Regions from separate parts of the Homo sapiens genome. Here region 2 is linked to region 1. Evidence: chromatin contacts called from ENCODE Hi-C or POLR2A ChIA-PET data. All regions are on one chromosome and are shown on one strand. Each heading gives the region's core, a stretch centred on a gene start or an enhancer-like site at or near the end of the contact. The rest is flanking DNA. Distances are from core to core; before and after follow the strand shown. Region 1 overlaps SPTY2D1 (SPT2 chromatin protein domain containing 1). Region 2 overlaps PTPN5 (protein tyrosine phosphatase non-receptor type 5).

What was found. A loop is a pair of places that touch in the nucleus more often than their neighbours do. ChIA-PET counts read pairs that join two places held with the same protein, here RNA polymerase II (POLR2A). Pooled maps may share reads with other maps.
Region 2: a map with no recorded cell type shows a loop between it and region 1 (7-fold over the local background). The contact joins two enhancer-like sites. A Hi-C loop is called at or near these places in 7 of 37 single-sample maps with no recorded cell type and 8 of 50 pooled maps. POLR2A ChIA-PET finds 5 or more read pairs at or near these places in 2 of 52 experiments (Panc1 and activated CD4-positive, alpha-beta T cell).

What each region holds. Positions count from the first base shown.
Region 1 is chr11:18,616,289-18,621,715 of GRCh38, reverse strand. It overlaps SPTY2D1 (SPT2 chromatin protein domain containing 1), which reads left to right. Exons shown (of 6, transcript NM_194285.3): 2 at 4,727-4,841. Among named protein-coding and RNA genes, the nearest start is that of SPTY2D1, 15 kb to the left of the region's middle. RefSeq lists an enhancer at 4,904-5,427. Within about 2 kb of position 3,560, at least 4 of the 41 ENCODE cell types and tissues checked have a DNase peak (open chromatin) inside an H3K27ac peak, as active enhancers do.
Region 2 is chr11:18,761,405-18,766,481 of GRCh38, reverse strand. It overlaps PTPN5 (protein tyrosine phosphatase non-receptor type 5), which reads left to right. Exons shown (of 15, transcript NM_006906.2): 3 at 599-675. Among named protein-coding and RNA genes, the nearest start is that of PTPN5, 28 kb to the left of the region's middle. RefSeq lists enhancers at 3,972-4,472, 4,473-4,973. Within about 2 kb of position 2,086, at least 3 of the 41 ENCODE cell types and tissues checked have a DNase peak (open chromatin) inside an H3K27ac peak, as active enhancers do.

The DNA.
Region 1 (5,427 bases), core at 2,311-4,810:
GCTGACCTTGCCTTACTGCTAGCTTTTTAAGTTGTTGAAGATCAACAAAATAGACATTGTATAGATTTATTGAGTTTCTGCTGCATCATAAGGACAGTACAACAAGTACTGCAAAGTTGTTGGGTTAAATGTGAGACCAGCTTAAGTATCCTTAATGATTAGAGGTGTTTAAAAAGGCAGAATTTGAAGTTGACATATAAATTGATGAGAATAGGTGTATACTTTGAAAAAAAGCTAAAAGTAGCCTTTGTTATTCTTTTCAAAGCAAATCTGAGTTCCTGAACACCACCTTCCTTGTTTTTATGCCTTTCCTGTATTTTTGTTCCCTAAGTCAGTGTTTCTTTTCTTTTCTTTTCTTTTCTTTTCTTTTCTTTTCTTTTCTTTTCTTTTCTGTTTTTTGAGACAGAGTTTCACTCTTCTCACCCAGGGTAGAGTACAATCACCCAGGCTGAAGTGCAGTGGTGCGATCTCGGCTCACTGCAACCCTTCACCTCCTGGGTTCAAGCAATTACTGCCTCAGCCTCCAGAGTAGCTGGGATTACAGGTGCCCACCACCACGCCTGGCTAATTTTTGTATTTTGATGGGGTTTCACCAAGTTGACCAGGCTGGTCTCGAACTCCTGACCTCAGGTGATCCACCCGCTTCAGCCTCCCAAAGTGCTGGCATTACAGGCATGAGCCACCACGCCCGGCCTCAGTCAGTGTTTTTAAAGAGCAGCACATATAGGGCCTGGATATAAATGGTATACAAATATACCATTTAAAATATTTCTACATTTTTTTACAAATAAAATATTTTTTATTTTAATAGTATTTTTTTTTTTTTTTTGAGATAGAGTCTTGCTCTGTTGCCCAGGCTGGAGTGCAGTGGCGCGATCTCGGCTCACTGCAAGCTCCGCCTCCCAGGTTCACGCCATTCTCCTGCCTCAGCCTTCCGAGTAGCTGGGACTACAGGTGCCCACCACCACGCTTGGCTAAGTTTTTTGTATTTTTAGTAGAGACAGGGTTTCACTGTGTTGGCCAGGATGGTCTCAATCTCCTGACCTCATGATCCGCCCGCCTTGGCCTCCCAAAGTGCTGGGATTAAAGGTGTCAGCCACCGTGCCCGGCTTAATAGTATGTATTTTTATATGAATTGGAAAAATATAACTAGTTGTTCAAGTCAGTCATTTTGTGGATATTATTGCTGAGGTAAAGCTATAATAACGGCTCATGATGTTTTTGTTTTTGTTTTTTTGAGACCGAGTCTCACTCTGTTGCCCAGGCTGGAATGCAGTGGCGTGATCTTGGCTCACTACAACCTCTGCCTCCTGGGTTCAAGTGATTCTCGTGCTTCAGCCTCCCAACTGGCTGGGACTACAGGCGTGAGCCACCATGCCTGGGTAATTTTTGTACTTTTAGTGGAGACAGGGTTTCACCAGAGTTCGAGGCCAGGCTGGTCTCGAACCCCTGACCTCAAGTGATCTGCCCGCCTTGTCCTCCCAAAGTGCTGGGATTACAGGCGTGAACCACCGCACCTGGCCAACTCTGTATGTTTTTTTAAATTAGTAAGTAATGGTAGGGGTAGTATACCACAAAGGCAAAAATCATAAAGGTAGTATGCAAATGACTGAAGCTTACTGAACACTGCATTAAACTATGCCCCATTGACACTGATGTTTTCCCTTTTGGATACCAGTATTCAGTCAAGAGCAGCTTTTCGGTTTGTCATATCCCACTTTCTATCTCTTGCAGTCCCAGGTTAAGATGAAAGATATCTATCCCAAAATCATGTTAGATAGTGCTCAATGCTGGGTTATTTGGACAGCAAACCAGTCCTGTTTAAAATAAGTAATGCTAATATATGTATTTGCATTTTTCTTGGGGAAAACCTTGCATGGGGCTTTGATTTGTATGGGGCTTTGTAACTCTATGAGCTATATAATGGACAGGGACAGGAAATTTTTGTTTTTTGTTTATTGAGACGGAGTCTTGCTCTGTCACCAGGCTGGAGTGCAGTGGCGCAATTTTGGCTCACTGCAGCCTCCGACTCCCTGGTTCAAGCAATTCTCTTGCCTCATCCTCCCAAGTAGCTGGGCTTACAGGCAGGCACCACCACGCCCAGCTAATTTTTGTATTTTTAGTAGAGATGCAGTTTTACCATGTTGGCCAGGATGGTCTCGATCTCCTGACCTTGTGATCCGCCTGCCTCAGCCTCCCAAAGTTCTGGGATTACAGGTGTAAGTCACTGCACCCAGCCTTTTTTTTTTTTTTTTTTTTAAAGAGATGAGTTCTCACCATGTTGTCCAGGCTGGCGTCTTAACTCCTGGGCTCAAGCTGTCCTCCCGCCTCAGCCTCCTAAAGTGCTAGGATTACAGGCTTGAGCCACTGCGCCTGGCCAGGAAAATCTTAAGTGTTAGTGAAAAAAAATCCACCTTCTTCTGCTTCCAAATCCCTTAATGGGATGGAGTGGAGTGAGTGTGTGCCTCTGCTTATGAGTTTTTTGTATGTCTTCATTTGAATCATATTCATGGTGCCCTTTCCACAATGAAAATGTAAGCTCCTTGTGATTAATACCTATGTTTGTGGTTCTTTTCTTGTAAACAAGGGCAATTTTATATATATCTAGTTAGGTTAGCAGTATTACTTCTCCTTTCTCCTCTCCCTTTCTTTCTCCCTTTTCTCCTTTAAATATTGAGCCCCTATCCACTATGGAAAGAGTCTAAAATTAAATTTACAAAGATATGGACTTTAAAGGATCTCACTATGGCCTAGCCAAGGTGACTGGGAAAGAAATCTGGATGCTGTCTTGGGACTTCTCTCTATTAGGGATATGTCACTTCTCAGCATTGCTATCATGCAAGATTTTCAGGTTGAATTAGAGCCTGCTTCCTTGGCCAGCTGCTTTGTTGGCAGACTAATTTAGTTGAAACTTCCAGCCTGTTTCAAGATACGTCGTATTTGGCAGCCTTATAGTAAGCACATATCTTTTGGTTTTCCTCCAAGAATTTCATACATATTTGGGAATACTTTTTTGGTTCCTAAGTTGTTCCTAAGTTGTCTCAATTTGTTCTTGGACATGTTTCTTTTTCTGCTAGCCACAGCAACAGGTACGTTAGATGAGAATGCATCTGCCTAACAAAACAAAAAAAGGAGGATACTTTAAAAATCTTATTTCCTGGATTTAATGTGGAATGGTCGTAGAGGTGAATCATCCCTGGTCTGAATTTATTTTAGCTCTATGTTCGTCATATTTCTCTCATAATAGGTACTTATAAAGTGGAAATATTTTTCCTTTTATAGTTCAAATTAACATTACTTGAGTTTAGTAATTTCTTGATGCAGTTATATAAAAACTGAGGTCCAGAGACTTCATCTGTGCCAGGATAATGTAAGCTTTTTTTGGGTGTTATAGGAACCTGTCTAAAAAGGAGGTTGTGAGGCAAATTAACATTTAGTGAACATAAGAGCTACAGTTAAAGGTTGCTGGGAATTGGGCCTTTATTGCATAGATTTTTTGAAATGCTTTTTTGCTGTGGTTTGCCCCAGCCTTTGTGTGTGGTCAAAGTAAAACCTCAGTGTTTCCGTGTTCTAAGCAAAATAAAACATGTAGCTATGAGTCTCTACTAGGAAATCATCTGGAGTAGTCAGGAGAGAAAATAGTTGTGAGGAGTAGTTTTTTCTGTTCGTTTGAAAAGTTGGACTTTGAAATGCTTCTTTCTAAGGCAGGCTATTTTTAAACTCAGAATTTTATACATTTACTTACTTACTTACTTACTTATAGATTGATGGATTGAGACGGAGTTTTGCTCTGTTGTCCAGCCTGGAGTGCAGTGGCGCAATCTCGGCTCACTGCAACCTCTGCCTCCTGGGTTCAAGCCATTCTCCTGCCTCAGCCTCCTAAGCAGCTGGGATTACGGATGTGCGCCACCATGCCCGGCTAATTTTTGTATTTTTAGTAGAGACGGAGTTTCACTATGTTGGCCAGGCTGGTTGCTAACTCCTGACCACAGGTAATCCTCCCACCTCAGCCGCCCAAAGTGTTGGGATTATAGGCGTGAGCCACCGCACCTGGCCTAAATCAGATTTTTTTTTTTTTTTTTTTTTTTTTGAGACGGAGTCTTACTTTGTCGCCCGGGCTACAGTGCAGTGGCACAATCTCGGCTCACTGCAACCTCTGCCTCCCGGGTTCAAGCAATTCTTCTGCCTCAGCCTCCTGAGTAGCTGGGATTACAGGCACCCGCCACTACGCCCAGCTAATTTTTTGTGTTTTTAGTAGGAATGGGGTTTCACCATGTTGGCCAGGCTGATCTCGAACTCCAGATCTCATGATTCGCCCGCCTCCGCCTCCCAAAGTGCTGAGATTACAGGCATGAGACCCTGAGCCCAGCCTAAATCAGAATTTTAAAACACAAATAATCGATTCTTCTAAGTGGTGATTTCATTTAGTTACCCAGTCCAGGTTCTTTTTTGGAAAATAGCCTGAAAACAGTGTTTCTGTGAATTGTTCATTTATGCATTATTTTGGGATGTTACATGGAAACTTTGTACCCCAAAATCACCATACGTAATAAATAGTCTGAAATTTTATAGCTAAGCTTTATTATGGGTTATATGATCTCTCAATTATTCAGAATAGGTTTCACAGTTAACATTTATACCTCTTATTACCTGGCACAGTGCCTTATACCTAATAATGTATTTTAAAAGTTGAATTGCTTCTAACTTTTACTGTTTTTGTTTTTAGAAAAGGTATAGTTTGGCAGTGGGGCCTCCAAAAAAAGACCCAAAAGTTAAAGGTGTCCAATCAGCAGCTGTACAAGCTTTTCTTAAAAGGAAAGAAGAGGAGCTGAGACGAAAAGGTATGTATCTATAGCCTTATTCTCAATTTTAAAGTATTCCATCTTCACCATCTAGCTTGTACTAAACCAGTGGCTGTCTATAAAAACATAACAGGCCAACAGATTTGGGAGGGTGTGTGTGTGTGTGTGTGTGTGTGTGTGTCCAGGTTAACTGACTGTATTCATGGCTTTACATATGTTACCTCGATCATTTGTATAAACGTTTTCTTTTTTTCTCCCCTTGAAGTAACAGCTTTTTGGGGGTTAGTAGCCATGTCTTCTAATTGGCCATAGTAAGTCCCCAGTAAGAACTCCATTCTTTCTTTAATCTTGGTTCTGAAAGTGTTTCTACCCATTTTGTATTTTAATTTTTATTAACAGAATGCTATCTAAAAGGCTAAAATAGAGATAAGTTTTAAAGTCTTTATTTCGAATAGTTCTACTTCATGCAAATACAAAGAAACTGATTCAATATGTTTAAGTATTCATTGAATCATAATTAATAACAACTACTAAGTGGATACTAATGTTCTCTTAACTTGGTAATGTATTTGGTTTGAAGTATTTTGTATATTTAAAGCTGAAAACCAAGTCTCCCACTTGCTTA
Region 2 (5,077 bases), core at 837-3,336, 150 kb before region 1:
ATACCACTTTTCACTGCCTGGGGCAGAGGGGACTTGCATATCTTGGAGAGCTGGACACAGGATTGTGGGTTACTCAGAGCCCTCTTCTTGTCCACCCATGGTTCAAAACTACTGGAACTAGGAGACAGAATGGCACAACAGCGAGAGCATGAGCCTGGAGTCCTAGGTCATAATTTCAAACTCATCTCTATTCTATTGAGCTGTGTGACCTTGGGCAAGTTACTTAACCTCTCTGAGCCTGTTTAATGATCCCTCATTCATGAGGTCATGGTGAGGATTTAATGTGATAAAGTTTGCAAAGTGCTTGCGTATAGTAAATCCTCCTACTGTAGAGGTGATGATGATGGTGATGATGATGATGATGGTTGTGATGATACTGCTGCCACTGATTCCACAAGGAAGACACCTGCAAAATTCTGCTCCTGCCTCTGCAGCTTGACCCCTCAACAGGCTGGTATTTTCCTCAGGTCCCTTTGATGGGGTGGGGTTATTCAAAGGGATACAGAATACAGGAGAGGGAGCCTTCTTATCTTTGCTCAGGGTTTTTGTCTTGATCCTGGCTCAACAGCATATTCTTACCTTTTCCATCCTGCTGCAGGAGTGAGAGAGAGAACCACGCTGCTGATGACTCCGAGGGAGGGGCCCTGGACATGTGCTGCAGTGAGAGGCTACCGGGTGAGTCTTCTCAGCACCCAGCTCCTCCCAGACCTCAGAATGGAGAGACAATGCCCCGGCTGAAGCTGGGGCTGGAGTAAAGCCTAGCTAGCTGTGAACTTGCGCAAGAATATCCATGCAGCTGCTCCATAGCTCTTCGTTTAAATGGGGACTTGTTTTTCTAATCCCTGATGCCTTCTGACCTGTTATCACTTGGAGCTGCTCTAGGCTCACATGGAGGGAAGAGCAGGCAATTGAAGGTGTGCTAGGAAGTGAAAAGAAGGACGAAGAGCTGAGGAGTACAGGGCTCCTAGGGAATGACCACTGACCATTCAGGGCTGGGCTGACTTCAAGAGGTAAGGGTAGGAAGCAAAACCTGAAGGCAGCATGAGCCAAGGATGGGGTGGGGGATGTGGAGAACTACCTGACCTCCCTGTTGAGAAGCCCGGCTTGAGGGTGAAACTGTGCTGCTTGAGTCCAGTTGACCACAGTTGCAGGGAGCCAAGCCATTGCAGCCACCGTGGAGATATTACCAAGGCACTCTTGCCCACAGGGTGGCAGCTCGTCCCAGTTGTAGCCCCATGACCCACGCCATGATAAACAGCCTCAGAAGGAAGAAAAAGAAGGGGTGGGGGGAGAGTTTTACATTTTTTTATAAGTTTTTATTGTTCTTTTCCTTCTTATAACAAAAGGTTAACTGTCAAAATATTAGAAAATAAATACAAATAAAAAAAGAAAAATCGCCATAATCCTGTAACATAGCATATATTTTCATATCTCTCCTTCTGAACATTTTGTTAGAAGACAAGTCTTTTGGGCCAGGTGCGGTGGCTCATGCCTGTAATCCCAGCACTTTGGGAGGCCAAGGCGGGCAGATCACGAGGTCAGGAGATCGAGACCATCCTGGCTAACATGGTGAAACTCCGTCTCTACTAAAAATACAAAAAATTAGCCAGGCGTGGTGGCGGGCGCCTGTAGTCCCAGCTACTTGGGAGGCTGAGGCAGGAGGATGGCGTGAACCCAGAGGGCAGAGCTTGCAGTGAGCCGAGATCGCGCCACTGCACTCCAGCCTGGGCGACAGAGTAAGACTCCGTCTCCAAAAAAACAAAACAAAACAAAACAAAACAAAGACAAGTCTTTTGAACTCTAACGTTGAAATTCCAAACCTGTAGCTTTTCAGAGACCTCATGATTGGCAAGGAACCTTAGAATGGAGTCTTCACGTGATACTCTTTAAGATAGACATTGGAAACAACCAGGTATGAGTCTAAAGCGATGACTCTTCAAAATAAGTGGTATTTTATTCACACCACACTCAGTGCCCCAGCTCCTGAGGAAGCCCTTTGATGCAGTTCATACCTTAACCAGTAGGGGGTGCCATTGCTCAAAACACTTGGGACAGCCTGTTGAGACGGTCTAAGATGGGACCGTCTGTCTAGAAGAGAATTCTCTGAAAAGATGTGAGAACTTCCTGAATATCTGAATGGCTGTCTTGCGGAAGGGGCAGCAGATCTATTCTGTGTATCTTAGGATGACGTAAGCCCAAGGCATTGAAATTAAAAACAGGCCTTTGGCCCATAGACGCAGAACTCTCTGACTCTAAAAGTGGTCCAGTCATAGAACTCAATAATTCCAGAGGAAGAAATGCGTGTTCCGTCACAGGAGGCATTCAAGTACTAGATAGATAGACAATGGAGAGGAAATTTCCACAATGGATGGGAGGTCCAGATGACATCAGAAGTCCCCTTCAACTATTAAACAGTTCTGTGATTCAGATATGAGTCATAGAATTCGGAGATGACTCTACAATCAGGGATGGCACCACTGACTAGAAGAAATCTGCAGAAAATAGGACAGGATGAATAGGAGTCCAGAGAGTAGCACGGTGTGGAGGAAGAAAGAGCATGGGATTTGGCGTTTGAGTCCGCCTGTTCTGCTTCAGGCTGTGTGTTTATGCACAAGTCACTTAACCTTGCTGGAGCTCCAGTCCCTCATCTGTGAGCAGAAACAATAGCAATATGAATATTTATCCTCACAAGTGTCCTGGGGGAATAAATAAATGTAACCACTCAGTCATTCACTCAAGTACTTATTGAGCACCTACTAGGTCTCAGGTACTAGGTGCTAGATATATAGAGGTAAATAAAACAGACATAGTCCCTTCCCTAAGGAAAGTTCATGGACAACTTCAGCTCTGAGCTGCTTCTGCAAAATGGGATGAAGCCGCAGCAGAGAGGCTGCAGTAATAAGCATAATAGGTTAAATCCCAATGTTCTCTCCCATTTCTCCCCAAAAGCAAGCAACCAGTGTAGAATAGAAGAGTTTTGGTCATGGAATATCCTAGGAAATCAGTGTCATTTGCTACCCCTTCTTACAGATGAGAGGACCAAGGCCCAGGGAGCTTAGGCAGTCTGTCCAAGGTCACTTAGCTGGTAGAGGGAGGATTCACTCCAGGCAGTCTCTCTCAGTAGCCCGTGTCGTCACCGCTACCTTGTTCTGCCTCTGTTGTCCCCATGGAGCCACTGTCATCTTCTGGCACCCTGTGGACTGAGGCAGAAAGAGTTTAGGTGCGTTTGTTCCAGACAGGAGTTTGGAGGAGGTAGACAACGTCCCTGTGCCTGTCCCTATCTGTGTCCTTCCTCTGGGAAGTCCTGCTTGCAGAGGCCGAGCAAGTTGTGTGACCCTCTAGACTCCCACGATGCTGTCCTGATAGGGGATTGCAGTAATTATTTGCCTCCTCCATGGGGTCATGAGCTCTCTGAAGGCAAGGACCTCTCTGTTTCATTTCTGCATCCTCCATGTCCAGCATGTATTCACTCATTTCTTCATTCTGTCACTACTGATTGAGCACCTACATGTGCTGGGCACTGTTGTAAGCACTAGAGATTGAACAGAAATCCAAACTGAAAACAGTTCCCACCCTCCCAGGACAGTATTATGTGCTAGTCAAGAACAGGGACTCTGGACCTCAGCTTGGCCCCACCACTTACCAGTAGATGATCATGGACAAGCTACTGAATCTTTCTGGACCCCCCATTCACAATATAGCAAGAACAATATTCACTGCTGTGCAGAGTTGTTAGAGGATTCAGTGAATTAACAGAAAGCTTAGAACAGTGCCTGGCATATAGCAAATGCTGTACAGACATTTGCTATTAAGGAAAAATAGACAACAAATAAAATAAGTAAGTCATGCCACATAGTATGGTTAATAGTAGTAAGTGCTATGAAGACAATTAAAGCCATGAAGAGGGGGATGGGAAAGAACTGGGGAATGGTTTGACATTGTGAATAGGGTAAATTCACATTGAATTTGTGGAAATCTACTCTACACCAGAGCCTGGTGTAGAGTAGACTTCCACAAATGTTTGTCAAGGACACTGACCTGTACTGCAACTTGGACATAAAAGGAAATGGGAGTTTGTAGGCCAAGAGAGTTGGAGTGTTAGGCCTTTAGAAGGAGCCCATGAGCACTGCAGGCAATTGCATAATGATGGTATAAAAATCCAGCCCTCAAGTACTCTTTCCACTCTCTGTCTTACCCAGAGGCGAGGCAGAGTGAGGGCCAGCCATGCCTGGTGGCTCATTCGTTCCCACACCCACCTTCAGATGGGGGCAACATGGCCAACACTCCGAGCCACCACGATCACCCAGATCTGAGCCAACACAGGACAGGTCATACAGTCCCATCAGAGCTTTCTTGGTGGAAACGTCCTCAGCATCACCAACACTCCCTGGGAGCTCCCCCCAATGCCCCAGAGCCAGGCATGCTGCCTCACAGCCCCTGGGACACCCCCCACATGTGCTCTCGCACACTCGTGTTTGTGCTCACTTGTCATAGCCACATGCTCCCCGATGCACATGCATGTTCCCACGCACAGTCACCCGGGCACGTGGCCTGCCTCTGTCTCACACAGCCCTGCAGGGGCGGACGCACACCTCCAGGCTCACACACCTGCATGCCTTCCTCTTGCACACTCACCTCTCTCAGCTCCATCCCTCCATCCCGCGGCTTCCACTCTGCATGCTTCCTGGTGATGTGCTTGCTCTCTCATTCCCTCCTTAGGTGTCTTTCTCTTTCTCCCACTACTGTACCCCTTCTTCACGCACACTCTTGAAAATGACTAGGCAGACTCCTTTTCTCCCTCTCCATTCTCTGTCCTCTTCTCAGGCTCTCAGTCATGCCCAGCTCCCCGGTACTGTGGGGGCAGTGAGTGTCTACCCCACTGCCTTCCCCACCCCTGTGCACATGTGCACACATGTATTTTTCTTCTCCCTCATGCACACACCCTTTTTCATGTGGTCACCCTCCTCTTCTCTTTCACTCTTCCTTTCTTGCTCACTTCATTTGCTCACAGTCACCCAAACACTTTGGTACATTCAAACTCACAATCTCTCTTCTTCTATGTGTAGGTGTTCACATT